3 separate regions of the Mus musculus genome follow, and regions 1 and 3 are each linked to region 2. The links are chromatin loops, found by intact Hi-C in ENCODE. Cell type or tissue: left cerebral cortex. All regions are shown on one strand.

Region 1 (8,000 bases), 120 kb before region 2:
CAGTCAAGCTCTGAGCCTTCTAAGCATACAGCAACTAGATAATAGATGCTAAAGCTAGATTTCTTAAATCTAACCAAATTTTCTAATTTTCCTACCCCTCCTACCCTTTTAAAAAACATTTTTTCATTGCCCCTGTTCAGCAAGAAGAAGTTGTGGAGAGTCATCAGCCCAATTCCCTGGGTATGGGAGTCTGGTAATGGTTATTTTACAAATTATAGAAAAGTTATCATTTCTAAGGGATAATTTGGGAATGGTCATATGTGGAGAGCTCTTGGTGCTGCTTATAGAAATATGTCAAGCACTTGTCACTGGGCTCAAAGAAGTAGGCTCAGATAAGAATATTCACATTTGGGCTAATACAAAGCTCAAGGTAAACTTAGGAGAGGAATGTGTGGCCTTCCTTTTATCTTGGTCATCCTGACAAGTCCCTAGACTCAGTGACCAGGGGGCTTAGTTTATTGCCTTGTTTGATCTCTTTGTTTATTACTTTATTTAATTACTTTGTCTTTAAGAACCAAACCTATTCTCTGCAAGGACCTAGAATGGTATAGAAGCTGACTGGGAAATAAGCCTGCTTCAGCCTCAGCACTGGCTGTAGTCATGTTATAATGTTGTCTAATTTTCTTTCTTCTCAACCCTAACTAAGATGAGGGTGGGGGGTCATGATAATTTCTTGATAGTACAGAGGATAGCAGTCTCATCAACCTTTCATATTATATAATCAGGGGGTAGAGGAGAAGTCAGTAAAAATTATGTAAAATTTTGTATACATGTTTTAATAAATTATTAAGGCCTATCTCTTCTACCACTGCCTGATTTTTGCTCCTCTTTGGGTCGGTCATTTCTGTCCAGACTGTCAGGATGCCTGGATGGATTTCCCACACTGGGATCTACCTCTAGCAGTACTGCTGCACTCAAATCTTCTAAACCGTCAAGCTGTGAATACTATATGTTACCTTCTTCTCATCTGTGAGATAAATCATTTAACGTAATAAGCAAGAAAGATGTTGATGAACTAGCATTAACATAATCATTTTAATGTTTTACATTTTATTAGCATATGGTATCCATACAAGAAAGTGGGTATGTATACACATATACATAGCTTGAAAACCAAGAAGTGCAAGACCACACCTAGAAAACAAAGACTGAGTAATGTATGAGTCCCTCATTGATCCATTCCACCTGCCTTTCCAACCACTTTTCCTATCTCCATTCTCCTTCCTCAGTCCAGCCCACACCGTGGGTCTATCACATGGACTGCCTTCCTCAGGGGTAGCTCCTCCTGTTTAACAGTAATTGTTGATGTTTTTACCCTGGTGTTATCAGTATGAAGACCCAACATTATCTTTGACACTTTAGTGTTTCAGTCTGGTAAATAAATGTTCACGAACTCTTTGAGTGAGTTGCTGTGAGGAGAGGTTTTATAAAAAATCTTAAGTAATACACTTTCTGCACTCCACTACCTGTGATGTTTGCTTTGACAACCAGTTTGGAGAGTGTCATCTACTTGTGACAGTGATAAGGAGCATCAGGAAGGTCTTGATCCAAACAGTCACAAAGGTAATAAAAGTCAGATTTACATCTTCATCTGGGACTCTGTAAGCCTACTCGTCCACATCAAGCCTCTTCTACAGGAACAATGGTAAGAACAGAGTGAAAGTCAGCTAGTCTGTGGTGGTTGTTCTGTGTGACTAGAGCCCAATAATGAAACATTGATAAAAACAAGTGTTGACTGGACTTTGTACAAACCTCTAATCTCAGTACTTGGGAGTCAGGCACATCTCTGTGAGTTCAAGGCCAACCTGGTCTACATAGATAGTTCCAGGACAGACAGGGCTACATGTTAAGACCCTGTCTCAAAAACAATAAGGAAAAGAAAGGAGAAAGAGAAGGAAGATGAGGAGAAGGAAGAGGAAAAAGAAGAAGAGGAAGAAGGAGGAGGGAGGAGGAGGGAGGAGGAGGGGGGAGGAGGAGGAGGAGGAGGAGGAGGAGGGAAATGTTATTGAACATGCTTCAAAATAAGACTGGGAAGCTATTTTGTAGACAAACTACCAATTTCCAAAGTTGGGTGTTTAAGGCTCCTGCCCTGTCCTGTGGAACAAATTGAGCCTGCTACTTCAACTGGCTTAAGAACTCTGTACTTTGTGTTTCTAGGATATTTCAGGTTCAGAAAGTACCTTGTGACTTCATTACTAGATGTAAGAGCTGTGGTGTGCAGTTACAGCCAAAGCTAGCTAACTCCTTGTAATGCAGTGTGTAGTCATGTGCAGTTAAGGTCATTTACCCATACTTACTGGATCTCAGTTAACAATATGGGTTATGGATTAGTTTATGTGATGGCTATCCCGGGAAATTAGTTACAGCCTAATGCAGGTTAAATATAAGGAAGAGTGCTCTCATTTTTAAAAATGATCTTTAACAAAAAAAAAATTTGTGTATGGGTGATTATCCTCATGTATGTCTGTGCACAGTGGGCTTTACATCCTGATGCTGACAGTTGTGAACTGATGTGTGAGCGTTAGGAGCCCAGGTCATCAGGAGGAGCATAAATCCCAATGTCATCAGGAGACGCTGCAGTAACCACTGTCACTTCTGTCTCCAGATTTGTGGGTGTGATAATAAAACTACTTTGTTTAAGCCATTGGTTGCTGAAAGATTCCTAGGCTACCTCTCTCATAACTCAGTATTGGAACCTTATGTCCCAATCCTCTGATCTAACTGATCAAAAGTTTGAGTCAGTGACAGGCTGTCAGAGTGCCGAAGGTTAGTGAGACACAACCACACACACACACACACAGTATTGTTCTGGACATTCTTTTGAGGACTGCTTCTTTATGGACTGGAGCCAGCCCTGCTTGGCTGTCAATATGTTTATTCTTAATTGACATTTGCCCAGCACCAACTCTAACCCCAAAGATAATCAGCCACTTAAAATGGAAAGAAAATTCTAAAGGTAAAAAGTCAAAATGCAAGTTGTGTGCCAAGCAGCAGGACAGTCAGAGCCTTCCTTGAGAAATGAAAACACAACTGTATCGTGTAGTCACCCACTGCGCTTCCATTTCAACACCCAGCTTGGAATAGCATAAGATCAGATGCCTGTGCACAACCCAGGCCATGAGTTAGTCTTTTCCCTGATGCTGACATTGCTTCAGGCCTTCCCTCCTGCAAGCAGACGTTGATGTAATGTCAATTACTGTAGACACCGAGGGTGCTGCTCCGAGGAATGAACCAGGAAGAAGAGACACAGCTGAGCAGGCAGAATGAGAAGCACCACAGTTGAAATGTTTGCTATCCATCCTCAAAAACAGAAGAGAGCTGGTGTGGCTGAGGTGTGAGAAAAGAAGATGCTTACATCATTTTGATGGGATATAAATAATTACAGTCATTAAAAGTACAAGCATGACAATTCCTTTAGAAATTTAGCAATAGGGAACATTACCAAAGTCATGGGCTCATACTTGCTCTGTTCATGGTAGTGAATCCTCATCTTATGGGCGACTCACACCTTCACATTCAGAGCAGGATAACTCTTAATAAGCAAGATACAAAATCAAGCTACCGTTCATCAGTGGACAAATGAAAACACAGCAGACACACATGGGATGTTAGCTTCTCCGCCCTTTCTAAAAAGGCTTTGTCACTTGCAATCACTGGCACGAAGAAGCTGAGGACACGGTGTTAAGTGAGGTAGACCAGCCACAGAGGGACAAATTCCACCGGACTTCGCTTACAGTGTGCAATCTTTGTATTCGATTGGCAATAGCAGAGAACAGTGGGATCACCAAGTCCTAGGGATGGAGGGGGACAGCCACGGTAGTTACATTGACTTAGCTACCCTGTGATACATACATATACAAAGAATGCCATCAAACCATTTACTAAGAAACCTTGGAATCTATGTGTAGAAAGTGGGAAGAAAACCCTCTTGAGGGTGTTTCCGTAGTGTAGTGGTCATCACGCTCGCCTAACACGCGAGAGGTCCCCGGTTCGAAACCGGGCGGAAACATTACTTTTTTTCGAACTCTCAGTTTCACTCTCTACACTTTTGAGAAGTTAGAAGATAGTAGTCTCCGTCCTATGTTTTTAGCATTAAAAGACATGGTAACTTGTATGGAGAAGAAAAACAAAACAGTGGAGGCACTTGGCATAAATGAAAGTCCAAGAAGACTGTACTGTAACTCGGGGGATTAGCTCAAATGGTAGAGCGCTCGCTTAGCATGCGAGAGGTAGTGGGATCGATGCCCACATCCTCCAGTTTTTATGTTAACTAGATTTAGGACTGAAAATTACACTTTGCTCTCACACTCTAAACAAAAGGTTCATCACACACTCACTTGCCAGTTTCTCACACCCACATCGTGCACGCTCTAGTTTGTGTGTTTGACAGTTGTTTTTGAGCGTTTCTATTCCTTCACTCCACAGACACTGGTGCAGAATCTCTTCTGTTTAACCAGGTTTAGACTTTTCTTAAACCACTTAGTACTTGTAAGTTCTCTGCCCGCCTCTCTGGAATCTTTTCCTTGTCCATCTCTTTGCTCACTCGCCCGCGTTATTGGAGGGTTTTTGTGCTCTCACGGATCTGCACGGCCAACAGCATCGCATGGCCCAACCTCCTCTTGGCCTGAATGAAATGTGGCTTCCGTCCCACTAGTCTCAATTTTCCATTTCTAAACTCTACCTCCTGCCCGGGTTCTCTCAAAAGCTCTCCAGCGACTACAACATTCTCCTCGAGGTGTCTCCAGGTAATCAGGCTCTCCCAACCTCCTCTGTGTGTTTTACACGCATGCGATTCCCCTGTGATGCAGCGCTGCGTCTCAATGCGGGAATCCCTACTCCCGCGCTTCTTCCCGTGAACTCTTCCCTCCTCCGCTCCGCCCGAGGTGCATTTCTTATTCTTTCCCTGTGACAGGTTCTCGCTTCTCCTCTATCGTTTTAAATCTCTATTTTCGTTGCACTTCTCAAAGTTTTCTTAGTTAATGTGGATCTGTAACTTCGAGACTACACTTTAGCAAAGTTATAGTGTTTGACTTGGATTGTAAAATGAGAGAAAACGGTTCCGTTGTCGTTTCCGTAGTGTAGCGGTTATCACGCTCGCCTCACACTCGAGCCTCAGAAGACAGTACATGTATATGTAGGTAGCCCTGCCTCTAACTGGGAAAGGTCCCACCTGATATTCCTATTCTAAGATACAACCATTGAACCCATCAATGACACCTCTGCCAGAGCGGCTAGAGCTGGACCCTTTTGAATTGATTTGTAGTATGTGGACTATTTAATCCTGGGCGGTCCCCGTAGACGGTCTGGATTCCGGACTAGTTTTCTTCTGCTCCAGAATCTCCAGAGAGTTGAGACGGGACAGTTCCTTTCGGGAAGAAAGAAGCAGCAGGCGGCCTTGCTAGCAGAAGACTAGTCCTAGTTAGTAAAGCCTCGGACAGCAGACTAGGGACTCAGGCTACAGCGGGGTGAGGGTGAGGAGAATAACTGCTGGCCTGCAAAGGAGAAGCTCCAGCTTCTAATTCAGAGACAGACTCGGCAGATTTGCCGCGACACCTCTGTCCCTCAGGTAAAGACTCTTCCAACCTATACAAGTAAGACAGCAGCAGTGTCGGGACACGCGGCTCATTTGCGGGCTTCTCTGCCTGCTGAAGTGCTGAAACACACGCAGCTCAGTCTCAACAATTTGCTCACTTGCCTCCAGAAGCTGTAACGGCAAGAACATACTCAGTTGTTCTTTCTCTGCGGGAGAATTTCCTCCTACAGCCTGGGCCTAAATACCAGCCTGGTCTGGAATGCCCTGGCAGAGTTCCAGGGGATAGAACCCAGCTCTGGGACAGGAAACCATTACCAGGAGCCCAGTCTAAATCAAGGCTGTGGAGGTTGGGAGATTGGGTATCTGGAGTGTTAACGAGTGAGTTACTGCGCAGACCAGGCAGAGACAGGGGAGTTGGGGCAGAGGAAGAGCTCAGTATTTGATACTCAACCTCTGCTTCCCAGTTCAGGCCTTGACACTTTCCAGCTCTGGGACCCTGAGAAATACACTCAATCTACCTGAGCCGCTGTTGCATCTGGAAAGGGCAGATGTGTACAAGTCCTTTTACTGCCAAAATTAAACTGGACCCCACAGAATAAACTCAACAAATCTTTTAGAGTAGTAAAGAGTATGTGGGACAGGAAAGCACAGGATATTTTGTGAATTATAAGAGGAATGTCTCTACTTGTGCAGAGTTTTCTTAGTCATGGTTTTCTAGAGTAACGGAGCTTATAGAATGAATCTCTAGAGAGAGAAGGTGGATTTACAGGTTGTGGTCCAGTCAAAGAATCCAGTAGTTGAATCCACAAGGCTGGATGTCTCAGCTGGTCTTCAGTATATGTCAGAACCCTGATAAGTAGGCTCTGATACCATTCTGAAGGAATGGACCTGCTAGCAAAGCAAGAACAAGCAGACAAAGACCATAAGCCCCTTCTTCTGTATCATTTATATAGGCCAGAGCAGAAGGTGGATCTTCCCACCTCAAAAGATCTAAAATAAGCTTGTGTTTTTGCAACTCAAAGATCCAGATCAAAAGTCCACTTCAAATAATATAGCTAAGAAAAAGCCTCCCCGGTTTTCCTAGCCATTTGGGGGATTTAGTTAATTTCAGATACAATCAACTTGACAACGAAGGAGAGCCATCACATGCAGACACAGATGGAAGCAGAGGATACAACAACAGAACAGTGTGGACAGAGAATGAGCTTAAGGGCTAGTTACTTGCTCATTCACTCATTCAGTCAATAAACAGAGAAGAGCAGGAAGGAAAGCCTCCCGAGGGAAGAGTGAGTGTGCCAGAGGAGTGAAACATGAGGTAAGGGAGGGGCACGGGGCAGTTGTACCTGAACCTGCTCCCTCAGCTCAGAGGGTCTTACTTAGATGAATCCCAGAGGGGTGTGGACGCCATTGTTCTGGATGTGAAATGCTTCAGATGCAGCAGTAGCTGCTAGGGTGCAAAATCCAAGAGATGCTTTGTTCTTTAAAGCTGCCGGTGGATACAGGGTGTATAGAGACTAAAACATTTCTAATGTGAAGTTGTGGATGAGAGAGGCAGTCTCAGTACAGCTGCAGGTTTGTCAAACTCCTGATCACAAGGTCCTGAGGTCCAATCTCAGAGAGGCCAAGGAGACCTCCTTTTCCATCCAGGGTCAATTAGTTGCTTGTGTAGCAGGCTGACAGCGGATGAAAAGAAAGGACTAAAGAGAATTCCAAGTCACATTTGAAACAAACAAACAAAAACATAAACACTGATGGTTAGTGATCACATTGAAATCAATTCCCAATGTTTTGACCAGATAGATTTAGGCCATACTGGACACGCAATCACATGTTTGCTCTTACTCCCTATCATGTGATGGAGGAAGCAGGACAAGTCCCTTCTCAGCTTGGTACTCTGAATGTGCCTGGCTGCAATTAAGGCACAAAAAGAGGTATGAATTCATTCACTTATTTATTCCTCTAACAAATTAATCCTATTAATCCCCCTTTGTGCAATGACTGTTATTGTTGTAGTGTCTCAAAAGCAAATGAAATTCAGAAATGTTGAGAGCTGGGTTAATCAACTGAGGCTTTCCCTTCTACCATAATGTATGGGGGAGAAACATAGCTTTCTCAAAACCACATTGGTGTCTCCATGTTCAATGGCAAAAGTGTTCTCTTCAGCAATCTTCTTAACCATCAGATTACCAGGAGTAACCAATGGCCTTGGGAATAACCTGTGATGTTTGATGGTTTCCATGGAGCCCCTTAGGTGGATGTCTCAACAAGACGCAGTCCATTCCTGGCCCTGGAGATTTTACTTGTTGTCATTAGATATCTACTTATAGCATTGTCTTTCTTATTATTGGTAACTCCATGTAGATTTCTTTCATATATACTTTAGGAAACTTTTACAGTAGTAGGTTTCCCTGTGGTTATTGCAATGCGCTTGCTGTTAGTTGTTCCTCCCCATATTCCATCCTTTACC
Region 2 (8,000 bases):
TATTTTGTGGTTTAGTGTCCTGAAAGCACACTTCATAGTTCGTAGAGAACCACAAGGAATCAATCTGGAAGCAGTGGGAAATAGCAGTGAGTACCTGGGTCTTTCTCCATGCCACGTTTCCACAGTGTGCCTCCTCTCCAGTCACACTCACTTTACACAGACTTCCTGCAAAGCTGTGTGCATTAGAAGGCTGGGTAATGCTACCAGGAAAACCCAGTCCTGGCCTCTGCCTGTGCCTTCATTTCTGTTTTCTGCCTTCTGTTAATCTAGAGACACTGAACGGGGGAATGTCGGGTTCAGAACCCCAAGTCCTTCATCAATGTCCAGCTGCTTAGTGGGGTCCAAAGGATCTTCCAGCCGAGATCTTTCCGAACAGTTTTCTGAACCTGAGTTTTGTGCCTCCCAGCATTCCCAGGGAGCCTAGCAGAGGTCTGTGTTTTGGAGTTTACAACGATCCATTTAGTGAGCTTCTCCGTTACATTATAGAAGGCGAAGTAATGTTAAGTCAGATGTTTCAGATAGTTCTCCGAACTTTTGTTAGTTCTTTAAAGTGCTATGGATTGAATTAGGGCTTTATACATAGGCAAGCACTGTGCCTCTAAGCCACAGCCTATTACTTGGGTACTTTTAAAAGTCTATACAGTGAATTTGAGAAGTGTGCAGGCAAAACAGTGTGTATTGTGCTCCCAAAAGGCACACAAATCTGCGAGAGGCATGCTTTGTCCTCTCTGAGCAGTGGTTGTGATGCCCCAAAATCAGGATGAAGAGTACAGCCAAGAAGTACAAAGGCGGTGGAATTCTGAAAGGTTGGATTCAAAAGCAATGGGAGTGGGGTGTCTTAAGACATGGGAATTTCCCTTGCACTCATCTGAGATGAATAACACAGTGAGCCAAAGTCAGAAGTTGAATGGACAGAACAAGTTTTAAGGGATGTTTCTAAGAGTACAGTTAATGAAATCTTAGCTTTTCAGGAGACAGAAAATAAAAATAGTCACAGCTTTCTTCTACAACAGGGAAAAGTTGAGGTTGCACAGAACATTGTCCAGTTCACTGCTGATTCTAATCTCAACGCTCAGGTCTCCTCTACTGGCTTCCCTTGGCCTCCTGATCCTGGGAACCTAGGAGGAGAGTAATAGGAATCTGTTTCTCCCTAATGTGACATTATGTAAGGGGGGGTGGTGGTTCTGGAGGGCCCTCTGTAGGGTCTGCCTTTGCCTATCCTTGGCTCTGCTGTGTCCCTTTTTCTGACATGTAATCACAGTCTCTCAGTTTTTGTTACTGTTTTTGTTTTGTTTTTAAGTGTCCATCAATGTCTCTGAAATTGTTTAATCTTGAAACATTGCAAGCAGAGCAGCAATTGCACGATGCAGTTCAGGCTTCAGTTGTTAGCTGAGTAAAGACAGGATGACTTCACATTTGGTTTTGTGCCTTAACCACAGCCAGGCACCTTCAGTGCACCATGCTGAGAAGGTGTCTGCCCTGCTTCCTCCAGCACATGATAGTAAGAGCAGATGTGTGTGTGTGTGTGTGTGTGTGTGTGTGTGTGTGTGTGTCCCCAATTCTTATCACCCATCACCCACTGTCAGCCTGCTACACAAACAACTAATCAACCCTGGTGGGAAAAGGAGGTCTCCTTGCCCTCTCTGAGGTTGGACCTCAAGACAAGGTCAGGAGTTTGACCCACCAGCAGCTGCACAGAAATAGCCCTTCCTACCAGCAACTTCAAATTAGAAATGTTGAGTCTTAGTATCCAAGCACCCTGTATCCACCGGCAGCTTTAAAGAACAAAGCATCTCTTGGATTTTGCACCCTAGCAGCTACTGCTGCATCTGAAGGTAAGGTAAAAACATCTGCATTTCACATCCAGAACGATGGTGTCCACACCCCTCTGGGATTCATCTAAGTAAGACCCTCCGAGCTGAGGGACCAGGTTCACGTACAACTGCCCCGTGCCCCTCCCTTACCTCATGTTTCACTTCTCTGGCACACTCACTCTTCCCTCGGGAGGCTTACCTCTCTGCTCTCCAAGGAAGAAAAGTAGCAAGGAAAGGTTCTTCATTCACTTACTGAATGAGTGAATGAACTAGAAAATGGTCCTGAAGCTCAGTCTCTGGCCACAGCATTCTGCTGGATACTCTGTATCCTCTGCTTGCGTCTGAGTCTACATGACTAGAGACATTCCCCTTGTAATCATTCCACAAACTAAGGTTCTCAGGAACGATTTGTTGAGTTTATTCCATGTAGTTCAGTTGAGTTTTGGCAGTAAAAGGACTTGTACACATCTGCCCTTTCCACATGCAACAGAGGCTCAGGTAGATTGAGTGTTTTTCTCAGGGTCTCAGAGCTGGAAAGTGTCAAGGCCTGAACTGGGAAGCAGAGGTTGAGTATCAAATACTGAGCTCTTCCTCTGCCCCAACTCCCCTGTCTCTGCCTGGTCTGCACAGTAACTCACTCGTTAACACTCCAGATACCCAATCTCCCAACCTCCACAGCCTTGATTTAGACTGGGCTCCTGCTAATGGTTTCCTGCCCCAAGAGCTGGGCTCTATCATTGTGGGTCACTGCCAGGACAGTTCCAGACCAGAAAGGCATGTGAACCCAGGCTGCAGTAGAGCCAGGCAAGTACACCCGCGGCTTCATTTTCCAGCAGGGAACTACTGTCCACCATCTCATTTCAGATTCCACAACAGAAGAATGCTAATCCGGGTACTGGATATTCCAAGGGGAATGCCCCGCGTTAGAATGTCCACTCAAGACATCCTCGACTCGAGAGGGTCCACTCATGATGTTTCAAAAGACGAGGTGGAAGCGTCCTTGGTGGGTTCAATGGTTGTTTTCCAACCTGTCTAGGAATGTCACGAGGGAGCATTTTCAGTTAGAGCCTCTGGCAGGAGTCAGGACAGAGTGTAGGGCATACCACACTGCCTTAGGAAGGTAAAAACAAAAAGGAAAGGAAGGAGGGTAGAACACAGGCACTCGAAACCACCTGGAAGAGAATGCTGTAGACATTGGAGAGCTTTTGAGAGAACCCGGGCAGGTGCCTTAAACAGTCACAGCAAAGTGATTCTCGGTTTTTACACAGAGCTTAGAAATGGGAAACTGAGTCTAGTAAGAAGGGGGCCACGATCCACTCAGGCCCAGGAGAGGTTTGTGAACATGATGTTGGTGGTGGCAGTGCAGGGCTTTGGGAAGCACCCTTCCTGTGGGGCTCAGAACAACCTCCTACCCAAGTAGTAGAGTTGGCAAATGATGGACAAGGAAGGTTCCACAGAAGTTACAGCAGGCACAATGTGGAGGTTTAAGGGTGAAGGTCTACACCTGCACAGAAAAAGCTCTTACTCAACTTTGTAAATGCTTACAAACATTTGTTAGACGATCAGAACACTGAAAGCTGAATGGAAACCCAAAGCTTATACTTTTAGCATGACAGCAAAGAGTAACAACTTAGTCTAAAACAGACGTTTCTTCCATAGGAGCCAAAAGAAAACTTAGTAAGAATGACCAGAAGTTCAAAAGCTGTGGAGGATGTGGGCATCGATCCCACTACCTCTCGCATGCTAAGCGAGCGCTCTACCATTTGAGCTAATCCCCCCTCCATAGTAGATGGCTTCTTGTACTTTCTTTTATGGCTAGTAATTTCTGTCATTCAAACAATTTATTTGATATAGTTAGGATCCAAGAGCACACGATGGTAAAAGCTACAACCACAGCCGAAATTCATGTCTCCTAGTTGTAGGGAATGAGCTCAAGGTCTGAAACCACGAGAAAGTAAGAAAAACCAAAAAAAAAAAAAAAAATGTTCCCGCCCGGTTTCGAACCGGGGACCTCTCGCGTGTTAGGCGAGCGTGATGACCACTACACTACGGAAACACCCCAAGATTATATACTTTTCTATTTTCTACACATGCATTCAAAACGTGATTAGCAAATGGTTTTTTGTTTGTTTGTTTTGTTTTTGTTTTTTTTTTGCATATGTACGCATCGCAGAGTAGCTAAATCAAAGTAACTAAGGTAGCTCTCCATCCCTAACCCTTAGTAACCCCACTCTACCCCTCTAGTGCCAAGTGAACACTCAGATTGCACAGGACTTGTAAGTGAAGTCCTGTGGAATTTGTCCCTCTGTGGCTGGTCTACCTCACTTAACACCATGTCCTCAGCTTCTTCGTTCCAGTCATTGGAACAAAGTGACAGAACCTTTCTAGAAAGGGCAGAGTAGCTAACGTTCCATGTGTGTCTGCTGTGTTTTCATCTGTCCATTGATGAACAGCAGCTTGATTTTGGAACAATCCTGCTATAAATACAAACGTGTGACTGTTTCAGAAGACACAGCTCCGTTTTCATGAATGTTCGGAACACTTTGATTCCACTACTGTGGCCTCATGCCCAGTGGAGGGCAGCCTCTGTGGCTCTATTTTCAATTTCTAAAGAAATTGTCATGCTAGAGAACTAGCTGCTCTTTCAGAGGACCTGACTTTGAATTCTAGCACCACGGGAGAGCTCATAAGCGTGTTCAGCTCCACTACTAGGGCATCTACTGCCCTCTTCTGGCGTCTTCCGGACACTGCATGTAAATACCCATTCACGTAAGAATTATTAGCGTTTTCCTGTGGATCCGCTCGGCTTTTCCTGTCTTTGTGTCAACCAATGACACACAGAAACCCTTTATACCAGGGAGTCCCAGTGACCACACTGGGCTGAGACTCAGGAGCCCCTCCTCCCTTACCCCACCTACATCCCTGGGGCCTCCTGGTGGAGATCTAGGGTCCCTTAGCTCTTTGCCACAGCCCCTCTGAGCCTTTCCTCACAGCGCGTCTCTACTCCTGTGTCAACTATCGATCAGAAAAGCTTTCTACCGTGAACCTTCAGCAAGCACACTGAGTTGGGACATGTTAGGCAATTTTCACTCCTTCCTGCCCTCCATTCTGATCTCTCATCATTCAGACCTACTCTCTTAGTCCTGTAGCAGCCTGCCTGCGGGAGCCCCTCCTCCCACCCCACCTCTACCCTGTGGGAACCGGTGCAAACCCGGGCCCACTAGCTCTTTCCCACTGCCCCTCTGATTCTTTTCTCTTTCCTTTGTGTCACCCAGCAAGCTACAGGACCCCTCTCTACCAGGAACCCCACGGCCACCTCACTTGCCAAGGGCCCAGAGTGGGCGACGGCAACCAAAGAACAGGACACGCACCCAATAAAGACAGGAACAGATAACTTCACCAAGAAACACCTCAAGTATCATAACTTCTCTGCCACATGGACAGGCAAGACAATATGCCTTCCCGAGAAGCCAGTAACCCTATTGAAACAGGCCTTGAGAAATGCAATATATACAAAAAGCATAAGACAAGGGCTTTAAAATAGTAATCATGAATGTGTTTAAGGACCTTAACCTTTAAAAAGATAAGAAAAATGCTTAACTGAAGTGTAAAAACACAAACAGTTGGATGAATGTGGTAGTTTGAATGGAAGTGCCCTCTATAATCTCATAAGGAGCGGCACTGTTTGAAAGGATTAGGACGTGTGTCCCTGTTGGAGTAGGTGTGGCCTTATTGGAGTAGGTGTGTCCTTATTGGAGTAGGTGTGGCCTTATTGGAGAAACTGTGTCACTGAAGGGGCTTTGTGGTTTCAGAAGCTTAAGCCAGGTCCAGTGGCTCACTCTCTCTTTTTGCTGTGAACTGTAACCCAGCCACAACTAAATTATTTCCTTTTTAAGAGTTGCCATAACTACAGTATCTCTTCACAGAATAGAAACCCTAAGACAATAAAATGAGGAAAACATTTCAAGACAGGAAAATAGAAATAGAATCACTAAGAAAAACCTAAACTGGACTCAACCTGGAAATAAAAAACTTAGGATGTCAAACAGCAACCTCTGAGGTAAGCCTCATCAACAGATTACAAGATAATCAAGAGAGAATTTGAAGACAAGGTAGAATAAATGAATAGTTCAGTCAAAGAAAATGTTAAATAGTTTTTTAATCCAATTACAAAGCATCCAGAAAATCTGACTAAAGGCACAGAAAATAATTTTTAAAAAATCATATAAGAAAAATTTCCAAAACTAAAGAAGGAGGTACTTGTCCAAGTAGAAGAAACTTATAGACCACCAAATAGACAGGACCAGAAAAGAAACTTCCCAGAACACATAATATTCAAAACTTTAAATAAATAGAATGGAGAAACAATATTAAAAATTGCAAGGGAGAAAGATCAATGTTAAAAAGATGTGCAAATTAGTATAACACCTGACATGTCAATGGCCACTCTGAAAGTCAGCAGGGCCTGGACAGATATCTACAAACTCAGAGAGACAATATCCATGAAAACTGTCAATTGCAACCAACAAGGAAAGAAAAACATCTCATAACAAAACCAAATTTAAATAATTTTTATCTACCAATCCAGCTCTGCAGAAAACATTAGAAGGAAAACTTCACCCTGATGAGATTAGCCACATCCAAAAAGACTCAGGGAAAAAAAAAATCTCAGATCACCCCCCACACACACAACAGATAGCAGAAATCGTTGATAACAGACTAACAGATTATAAAACAGAATCCATCTTTCTACTGAATGTAAGCACTAAACCTCCTCACCAAGGTGTAGACAGTATCTCATGGGAACAGGATGAAAAACAGTATTCCAAGCAACTGATCCCAAGAAGTAAGCAGGTACAGTTATTTCGATATCAGTTCAATTTCAAAATAGACGTCTAATCAAAACTGACCCAAAGAGATAGGGAAGGATACTACACACTCTTTAAAGGGAAAATCCACTAAGAAAATATTGCAATTGTAAACAATTTTGCACTAAACACTAGGGCACCCAAGTTCACTTAAAAAAAAAAAAAACTAGTACAGCTAAAATCACATATTTATAACCCACAGTGATAGTGGGTGGCTTCTACCCTACTTTCCTTAATAGACAGGTCACCCAGACAAAAACTAAACACAGAAATACTGCAGTTAAATAACATCATAAGTCAATTGGACCTAGCAGACATCTACAGAACATTCCAACCAAGCACTAAAGAGCATACTTTATTTTCAGCCTCTCATGGGACTTGCTCCAAAACTAGCCACATACCAGGACAGAAAGCAAGTCTCAACAGATACAAAGACATTGAAATAATGTTCTACCTCTTATCTGACCACCATGGATTAAAGCTGGATATCAACAGCACCATAAAGTATGCAAACTCATGAAAACTGAATAACTCACTACCGAATAAAAGCTGGGTCAAGACAGAAATCAAGAAAGAAACTAAATCCTTTTTAAATTCAATGAAAATGAAACCACAACATACCCATTCCTATTGGACACAAGGAAGGAGGTTGTAGGAACAAGTTCATAGCACTAAATGCCTACATCAAAAGACAGGAGAGATTCTATAATAGGACATTGGTGACATAAGTGTTGTTCTAAAATCTCTAAACAACGACTACAAGGAGTAACCAACAGAGAGCAAGAAATAAACTCAATAGTGAAATCAATGAAATAGAAACAAGCAGACAGACATAAAATGTCATTTCAAAGAATCAATGTGATGAATTGCTTCTTTGAGAGAACCAACATGATTGACAAACTTTTGTGGGGGTGGCTAGAAGACAAGTATTTTATTTGTTGTTTTACAATGGCTAAAAGATGAGATTTAAATTATATAATTTCCATAAATTCTTTGGGAATCACATCTCCGATTACTTTTCATTAAGTCTTATCATTTATGTTGTTATTTATCTTCTAAATCTCCCTCAGTATTTTCTATTTGAGCCAAGAAATAAAATGAACTTTCTATGAATTGTCTTTCTCGATAATTATCTCCTCCCGTCCCCCCCTCCCCCGCCCCCCCCCCGCCACCTCGAGGTTTATCTGATGCTTTCTTTTTTCTTGTTTTAATTACATTTTTACTTTATTTACATTTCAAATGTTGTCCCCTTTCCTGGTTTCCCCTCCGAAAACTCCCTCTCCCCTTCCCCCGATTGACAATAAAGAACAAGGAGAAG
Region 3 (8,000 bases), 1.5 Mb before region 2:
CACCCTTAGAAAGAACAGAACTGCGTGTTCTCCTTCACATGTGGAATCTAGCCCATAATATATGTAAGCAAATGTGTATTGTACAGAAAACAGACTAAGGGAGGCTAAACATTGAGGAATGAGGAAGGACTGGATGCAAGTAATAGGCACAAATGGGGTGATAGATAAATGCATAACAACTTATTTGCTAATATAAAATCCAATATGAAGTTCTACAGCTTTCATCTGAATGGCTACTGTATGTAGAAAACCTATTGAGTTAGTCTTTGGGTATGGCTAATTTTGATGTGTTGATTTTTTTTTTCATTTGCAACTTTTTTCTAATAATGAAGTGGGTTTTTTTGGGGTTTTTTGTTTGTTTGTTTGTTTGTTGTTTTTGTTTTTTAAGAAGAAAAAAACCTCCACTGTGGGTTTGACAGTATTTTGATGTTTTCAATCTTTTTCCCTGTGGACTCCCTGGAAGTGTTTCAGGGACACACACAGGTCTAGAAGCCACCTTTAGAAACATGTTGTCATACAAGACAGTTTATCACAGTGCTATTTATAGCAAGGCAATTTTCCGGTCTTGGTCACTAGCCAGGCTTCCTCTTGCATTGTGTGATGCTGGCTCAGAAGCCTCTGAAATGGCTTCCACACCAGGAAGAATTCTTCCTAAGTCTCCCTGTAAGGGCAGTCTGAACCTGCCCCACTGTGGATGCCGACTGCTGTGTGTAGACCCAGGAAAAGATGACCAGTGGCCCCTCACAGATCCATCCCTGCCAGGACCTAGGCAGTATTTTGAGGATGGATTGTGATCTTGCTGTTGTGTGGCACTTACTCTATTAGTTGCCTGTTGCAACTGTGAACAAAACAACCACAGCCCTAACTGGCATTTTTTTTTTCTTATAGTTCTGTCAACGACTCATTATTGGCAGAGCTGTCATCTATAGGGGATCTCCAGTTCTTTTGGTTTCTTCTTCCTCAAAACACATCACTGCAGTTTCTTTCCATGACCTGACTTAGAGTGACAACCTGTTTCTCTGCAAGTCTGGTTCAGCCATTGATTTGAGTGCCTTCTTCTGCCTCTGTCTCTGGACTGTGCAGGGATTCCTGGAATCCTCTCCATGTCAGACCAGCAGAGCACCGGTAAGAAACTTAGAGGGCACTCAACAAACAGTGGCTGAACTGACCAAGCCTGCTGTCAGTCAACAGGTTCTCCAGCACTGGAGTGAGGATTAAAAAGAAAAAAAGACAGACAACATTGTAGCACATGTCAATTCTGAGACTGAAGGCCATTCTATCTCTATCTTAAAAGCTGGCATTACAACCTGTGATTGTTATTCCCAATTGTAAACTTTACTATGTCTAGAAGGAACTACACTCCAGAAATGGAGGGCACAGCTGTGATCCAGATCTTGAGGCATAGAGGTGGTACACACCTTTAATCCCATGAGACAGAAGTTAGCAGATCTCTGAGTTCAAGGCTAGCCTGGGACAAAGCAAATTCCAAGAACAGTTTAGGTCCAGGTTCATGCTTCTTTGCCTGCTTGCAGTTACTTGCTAGCACATCTGTTGGAACCGACTTCTTCCGGATTCCAGCTTATACAGAAAACCAGCTGAAATATCTAGCCTCCTGGGACTAGATTTATTGGACTTCCTATTCACAGTTGCCCATTGTTGGGTTAGTTGGACTCTAGATTGTAAGTCATTTCAATAATTTCCTTTAATATATAGAGACATTCCATAAATTCTGTTGTAGCAGTAAATGAGTTAATCTGCTTTAGGCTCCTGGTCTCATTTCCAGCCAATCATTCGAGTCCTCTGGATTCACGAATGAGATACACAAATTCCAGCTAATTTGATATGCCTTGACTAGCTCAATGGCTGAACAATTCTAATCCTCTCCACTGCTAGCATACATTTCCCTCCAGTATTCCTGACATTACACCTTCTAAACTCTATAGTTCATCTCTGCTGCCCTGTTACCTTCTGGGGATTACACACACACAGGGCCACATTCCCTTTCCACCTGCATTGATGGATGCTTTCTCTCCTGAAGCTCTTAAATCTGATCCTTCTTCCTCCCAGTCATGGTGATTCCTCTTCCCTCCCTCTGCCCCTGTCTCTTGCCCTCCTCCCTGCCCAGTCAATGGCTGTACAGCAATTCTTTATTACCAATCAAAGCCAGCTGGGGGCAGGTACCCTCAGGTCTGGAAGCTCGGCTCTTTGGAAGACAAAGCATTAGGACCAATTCCTAACATTCTGTGACTCTAGAAACCCCTGACTAATACACAGGTTTATCTGCTAATCCTCCATCCTAGGGAAATTTAACCCTGAGACTCAAGTTTGCTTTTGTTGCTGTGATAAAACACCATGAACAAAAACAACTTGAAGGAGAAAAGGGCTTGTTCTCACCTTACAGATTATATATAGATCATACTTGAGGAAAGATGGCTCCGGAATTCAAAATAGGAACCTGCCAGGACCTAGAGCAAAGACCATAGAGGCATGCTGCTTTCTGGCTTGCTTCAATTCTTTGTACTCCGCCAGCTTTCTTATACAGCCTAGAGCCACCTGTCCAAGAAGGCATTGCCCACAGTGAGCATGGCCCTCCTACATTAATCATAAATCAATCTGCTGCACCTACAGACCAATCTAATGGAGGCAATTCCTTAACCGAGGTTCCTTTTTATAAAGTGATTACAGTTAGTGTCAAGTTGACAAAAACTAACCAGTACAAGGTTGCAAACTTACCCAGCCCACTGTCAAACTGTTTCCCTGCTGTGTGAATACAAATGACCATGACTGGCAGCTTGGTTTTAGATATGATTCCAATGCAACCATGCATTACTTCGTAGATGTATTTACATTTCTTCGCTGAATGTTTTTACTTCCTACAGGGATAAAATATACTGAGGATTTCAACCTTTTTTATTTTATTTTATTTTATTTTTATTTTTATGGGTGTTTTGCCTGCATATGTGCCTATTGTCCTTCATACAGCAAAAAACATATGGACTCTATCTATTATATGCCAGCACTTAAGATCTAACAGTTAAAACATGAGAATTGCCCAGAGCTTCAATTCTCAAGGAATAAATTATTACTCTCGCTGATATGAAGATGAAAGCAAAAATAAGGAAAAGGGATGATGCTTACTGGTGATGCTCAAGGTTTGGAGCTATCAGATAGGAGAGCATTCTAGAACAATAACGGAACAAACATACCATGTCCAGGTCTAGTGGAAGTGAAGAAAAGCCAGGTGCCAGTAATGAGTACAAATAGGCAATGAGTGATGTGGAAATTCCAGCTAGAGAAAGACAGACAAAGTGATCTGAAAGGCTTTATAATGATATTTGACAAAAGTGGTGAGTGAACAACTTCACTTCATTCAAGTTCCGGTATCTTAATAAGGTTTGGTGGGATGAACTGTGTTTATAGAGAGAATAGAACTGTAGAGGACAGAGTCCTACATTTCCAGTTGTAAAATCTAAGCAGTTTACTGGCCCGTACGGGGATCGAACCCGCGACCTTGGCGTTATTAGCACCACGCTCTAACCAACTGAGCTAACCGGCCAGGTCGCCAGCGTTGGCTTTCCTTACTTCTTATAAAAGATCTCAGACAGGCTGGCTGGCTAGCTGGCTGGCTGGCTTGCTTATTTGCTTGCTTTTTCTCTTCTTTGCTTCCTCCCTCCTCCCTCCCTCCCTCCCCCCCTCCCTCCCTCCCTCCCTTCCATTCTTTCTCTCTTCTTTGACCTTTAATTTTTGAAGTAAGTAATCGCACTGACTTATCTTGTTTGGGATTCAGCCTCAAGAAGTGCTGTATCATTCAAATTTTTTTTGAGTTTTTGTTTTGTTTTTCCTTAAACCAGATGAACCGCGCCTAAGAAAGGGCTTTCTTTGCTCCGCTTGAGACTTCCAAAGATGCGGCTCTCACTTGGAACTACACAGCCGCAGGTGCGGCTTTGACGCTGCGATGGATGAGACAAGATTCTTTCCTCTGGCTTCCGCAAAAGGCCTTTGCCAACGGAAGGTCGCTCCTTCAATCCAGCTACGATATGCAGCCATTTTAAGAGAAAGTTCTTTGGTTGTGATTAGTATTTCTGATCTTTTTAATATCTAAGCTAATTTCCAGAATTGCTGACCCTTACAAACGTGTTTTATCGTATTCAAATAACATATAACTACACCCTTCTCCAGTTCTGGCTCCGTGGCTTAGCTGGTTAAAGCGCCTGTCTAGTAAACAGGAGATCCTGGGTTCAAATCCCAGCGGGGCCTTTTCTTCTTTTCTTTTTTTTTGCCTTGTTCTTATTAGTCTCACTTGATATTCACACTAATTGAACTGGAGCGTTTTCCTTCACATCTTATGAGTTGGAACACATCCCGCCTATTAAACTTTGCTGAGAAACCGAACAGCCTTGTGTTGGAATATGTACATGGAAAAATGATATAATTAGAGAAAAACTTTCCAATAATTCCTGAGACACTACAGAGCTTTGGTTTTGCGATCATGAGATTAGAGATGCAGAGTCTAGACTAGCTGAGGTGTGCTCCTTTGTACTACACACCGAGAAGAAGTGATAATAATTTATGAACTTTAAACTTATCAGTAATGATAGTGCACACTTGCAATGCTTGAGTTTGGGATGAGGCATTGACTAAATGACTCTGATGTATAGCGAGGTACTAATGTTTTATTTTATTTTTGAGGTACTAATTTTTAAAAGGCTGTAAGTAACAAAACTAACAAACTGACTACAGGTAATTGAAAAAAAAAAAGTCATCTTAAAACTTGATGTCTTTGAGTCTTTTCTTGTAGATTTTGCACAGAATAACTGCAAAAAGCATCAAACTCCAAAACATTCAGACATTCATGTTTTATTTTCAATTCCTTTTCCTACTTCTGAGGTTCTAAGATGTATTTTCTGATTATGCTAGACTCTATAAAAATCCAATCTCCCTTCTTCAATAAGGCTCACCGAATTCTACAGAGAATTGGATTTTATGAAGCTTTCTCCCCACCCTGGAGCATTCAAGCTTATGCAGTGTGTGCTGGAAGACTGACCGTGTAAAGGACCACTTAGGCTGAGGACCTGCTTCAATGACAGAGGGCGTACCTGGCCCTGCGTTAGATTGCCATTACTACAAAATTAAAGTAAATAAGATAATAACAATTACCCTTACAATGAAAATGAATATTACAGAATGATATGTAGCTCAGAAAGCACTGAACATGTAAAAGAAAAATATGACAAATATATATAATTTATCACAGTTCAGACATTCACAGATGTATCTGTGCCAAAGGATCAACAAATGGCTCACTGCCTGTTTTCTCCCCTCCCCTCCCCTCCTATCTTCTCTTCTCTTTTCTTTCTGAGACATTGTCTTGCACTATAGCTGAGGCTAGCTTCTGTAGCCCAGGACTGATCTCAGATTTTGTTCGATCAAACATCTGTCTGTGGTCCAGGATCAACTCCAGACCTACTGTATTGTTTACTCTCATCCAGCCCCTCCGTACTGAAGGACAAAGCATCATTTACAAACAGAAAGGTCTGCCTTCCAGGGATTCTTTTGTCTGTTGTTTTGAGAAGTGTTTTTTCTTGTAACCCAGGCTGGTTTCAGATTTATTAAGTAGCTGAGACTGCCCTGAACTCCTGATACTCGGAGGCATCTGCCTCCCCAGTACAGGACACTGAAGGCCCAGAGCTGCCTTGCACCAGCTGTCTGTTTCTTTCTTTATTCTGCCCAGGATTAATTGTCAATATTGGACACTCACTTAACTGGTGAGTTTTGAAGTCCACACAGAAATTTAAAAAGAAGTACAGTGGTAGAGAATGTTAGGGAAAAGCTGAGGGCCAGCTCTTCTGACCTGGAGTCCAAGCAGGGACTTTAGGAATGAGATGAAGAAGAAAACAACCACATTGCAGAAAATGGCTTCCAAACACTGGTATGCTCCAGACTCGCCACAGTCCACTGTCCGTGTGGTCTGCTGTAGTGTTTCCTTTAATGTCTAACACAGAGGCTGAAGTCTACAGTTCCACATAAGCTCAGGATCTTTGGCCATCAAACACAGACAACTAAATTTTAAACTGCCTGGTGCCACACCTTAATCATGATCACACAGAAACCACTCAAGCATACTTTCTAATTATGACAACATTCCACTGTGGGGTGTTTGGAGTCAGTGGTTCCTGAGACACTAGAGATGGAGTTCCAACCAAGTCCCAGACATGTATGTCACAAGCTAAACTCACTGTATTTGTTTTAATGAGAACTGCTCCCATAAACTCATATATTTGAATGTTTGGTTCCCAGTTGGTGAACTGTTTAGGAAGTATTAGGAAAATGTGGCCTTACTGAAGGAGGTGTGTCACTGGAAGTGGGCTTGCAGGTTTCAAAAGCCCAAGTCAGGCCCAGTCTCACTCTCTCTGTAAGCTCTTATCCACTGCCTCAGCACCAAGTCTTGCTACCTGCTGCCATGGTTCCTTCCATGATAGTCATGGGCTTTCCTTCTGAAACTGTAAGGAAGCCCGCAGTTAATTGCTTTCTTCTCTAAGCTGCCTTGGTCATGGTATCTCTTCACAGCAATAGAACAGTAACTAGGACACTCCCCAACCAACAATCCTCCTTAAAGCCTGTGGTAAGATCCAACTTCTCTCACCTATTAACACCCTTCAAATTATTAAAAGTCCTGTTGGTTTCAGCAGCACCACGTGTGAAATGTCTATTCCCTCTGCTCTTTATCTGTCTCTGTCTGAGTCCCCAGGATCTCTCCTTTGCCACAGTCTACACCAACCTCTACTTACTCCCCCTGCTTTTGAGATCAGTGGTCTAATTCAGGCATGTGGTTGGTGATCACTTGTAACCCCAGTAATAAGGAGGATTGTGGTTAATTCTTAGTCAGCCTGGGCTACACACTGAAACTTTGTCTCAAAAATCAAATAATAAATTTCCAAGTCTTTGTTCTTTCTTTCTGGATCCCAAGCTGGCCTGGAGCTCACCTCATAGCCCAGGGTGACTTTGCATTTGTTACAATCTCCTACCTTAGCCTCTAGGAAGCTGGGATTACAGGCACCACCAGGCCTGCTTCTCTCAGCTTCCACAGTAACTCTGTGTCTTTCTGTCTGTCTGTCCCTCCTCACTTCCTTCTTCCTTTCTTTTTCTATGTCTCTTTGGAGACAGGGTCTGATTCTGTAGCCTAGGCTTGCCTGGAACTCGCAGTACTCTTCCTGTCTCTGTCTGCCAGGTACTGGGATTTGAGATGGACATACTATTGTGGGATTCTGATCAAAGAGACAGAACTCTAAAGACAGAACGTTAAAACGGCTTTAATGTGCATGCACAGGGTCAGGTGAAGTATGGTTTGTAAAGAAAACTTACAGTGAGTACAGCAAAATGGTGCTTTTTATGTGGCTTCTGCTTCTTTGTCTGCTGAATATGGTAAGCTTTTAGTTGTTTTAAAACCTTAAAGTAGGATTCTAAAGATGGCATGGATGTGGAGGAAAGGAGGGCTGCTTGGAGCATGTAGGAACATCTCACATAAGCATTTTGTCAGGGACTAAACCATGCAGCAGACTCTTTGTCCCTCCTTCAAGGTCTCTGAAAGGCTTATTAAGGAGGGAGGGAGGTGTGAGAGCTGTATGCTCAAGGACAGTGCCAGACTGTGCAGCTGTTTCTGTTTTTCTATTCTATGGGTCTTACCGGCCCCAACCACACCACCACATCTGGGCTCTTAGGGTGCTTTCTGAAGCAAACTATAATTGGCTCCTTCTTTCTGCTTTATTTTATAATCCAGTTCAACAATCTCTGGGTTTGAATCCTCTGCTCCATTTACATTTGATGTGGTTATTCATATGATTGTATTTTTGAGGAGTTCATTTTTCATATCCCATTCAAAAACTAAGCCTAGGACCATTTAAGCCATTTGCTATCTCTACTGGGGGGAAGATTCTGCTTCTGCAGTCTGCCACTGATCCACTTGACCTTAAGGCTGCCTTCTGCAGCCTCCAGTAAGAATC

What was found. A loop is a pair of places that touch in the nucleus more often than their neighbours do. Peaks named below come from ENCODE experiments on the same cell type or tissue, not always from the same donor. Only the 100,000 strongest peaks of a DNase experiment are listed, where the experiment ranks them.
Region 1: it touches region 2 in a loop (2.9-fold over the local background); 24 of 42 quality-filtered maps call a loop at or near these places.
Region 3: a loop joins it to region 2, with 2.3 times the contacts of the local background. A loop is called at or near these places in 5 of 42 quality-filtered maps.

The regions. Positions count from the first base shown.
Region 1 is chr13:23,281,465-23,289,464 of GRCm38, forward strand. All of the region lies in intron 1 of 4930557F10Rik (RIKEN cDNA 4930557F10 gene), which reads right to left. 4933404K08Rik (RIKEN cDNA 4933404K08 gene) reads left to right here. Exons shown (of 4, transcript NR_046038.1): 4 at 1-803. Gm40832 (a long non-coding RNA gene) reads right to left here and starts at 5,282. Exons shown (of 2, transcript XR_873169.1): 1 at 4,338-5,282; 2 at 2,859-3,327. It overlaps n-TVaac4 (a tRNA gene), which reads left to right and starts at 3,937; the gene lies at 3,937-4,009. It also overlaps n-TAagc10. In left cerebral cortex, no CTCF peak of the experiment used is centred here; DNase peaks (open chromatin) are centred at 3,983, 4,159, 4,629, 4,800 and 1 more place; H3K4me3 peaks cover 2,010 bases.
Region 2 is chr13:23,397,276-23,405,275 of GRCm38, forward strand. It overlaps n-TAagc12 (a tRNA gene), which reads right to left and starts at 3,592; the gene lies at 3,520-3,592. It overlaps n-TVaac2 (a tRNA gene), which reads right to left and starts at 3,870; the gene lies at 3,798-3,870. In left cerebral cortex, a CTCF peak has its summit at 4,548 (motif pointing left); DNase peaks (open chromatin) are centred at 3,637 and 4,551; H3K4me3 peaks cover 1,423 bases.
Region 3 is chr13:21,851,838-21,859,837 of GRCm38, forward strand. It overlaps n-TIaat11 (a tRNA gene), which reads right to left and starts at 3,556; the gene lies at 3,483-3,556. It overlaps n-TTagt4 (a tRNA gene), which reads left to right and starts at 4,184; the gene lies at 4,184-4,257. In left cerebral cortex, no CTCF peak of the experiment used is centred here; DNase peaks (open chromatin) are centred at 3,529 and 4,152; H3K4me3 peaks cover 1,228 bases; H3K27ac peaks cover 372 bases.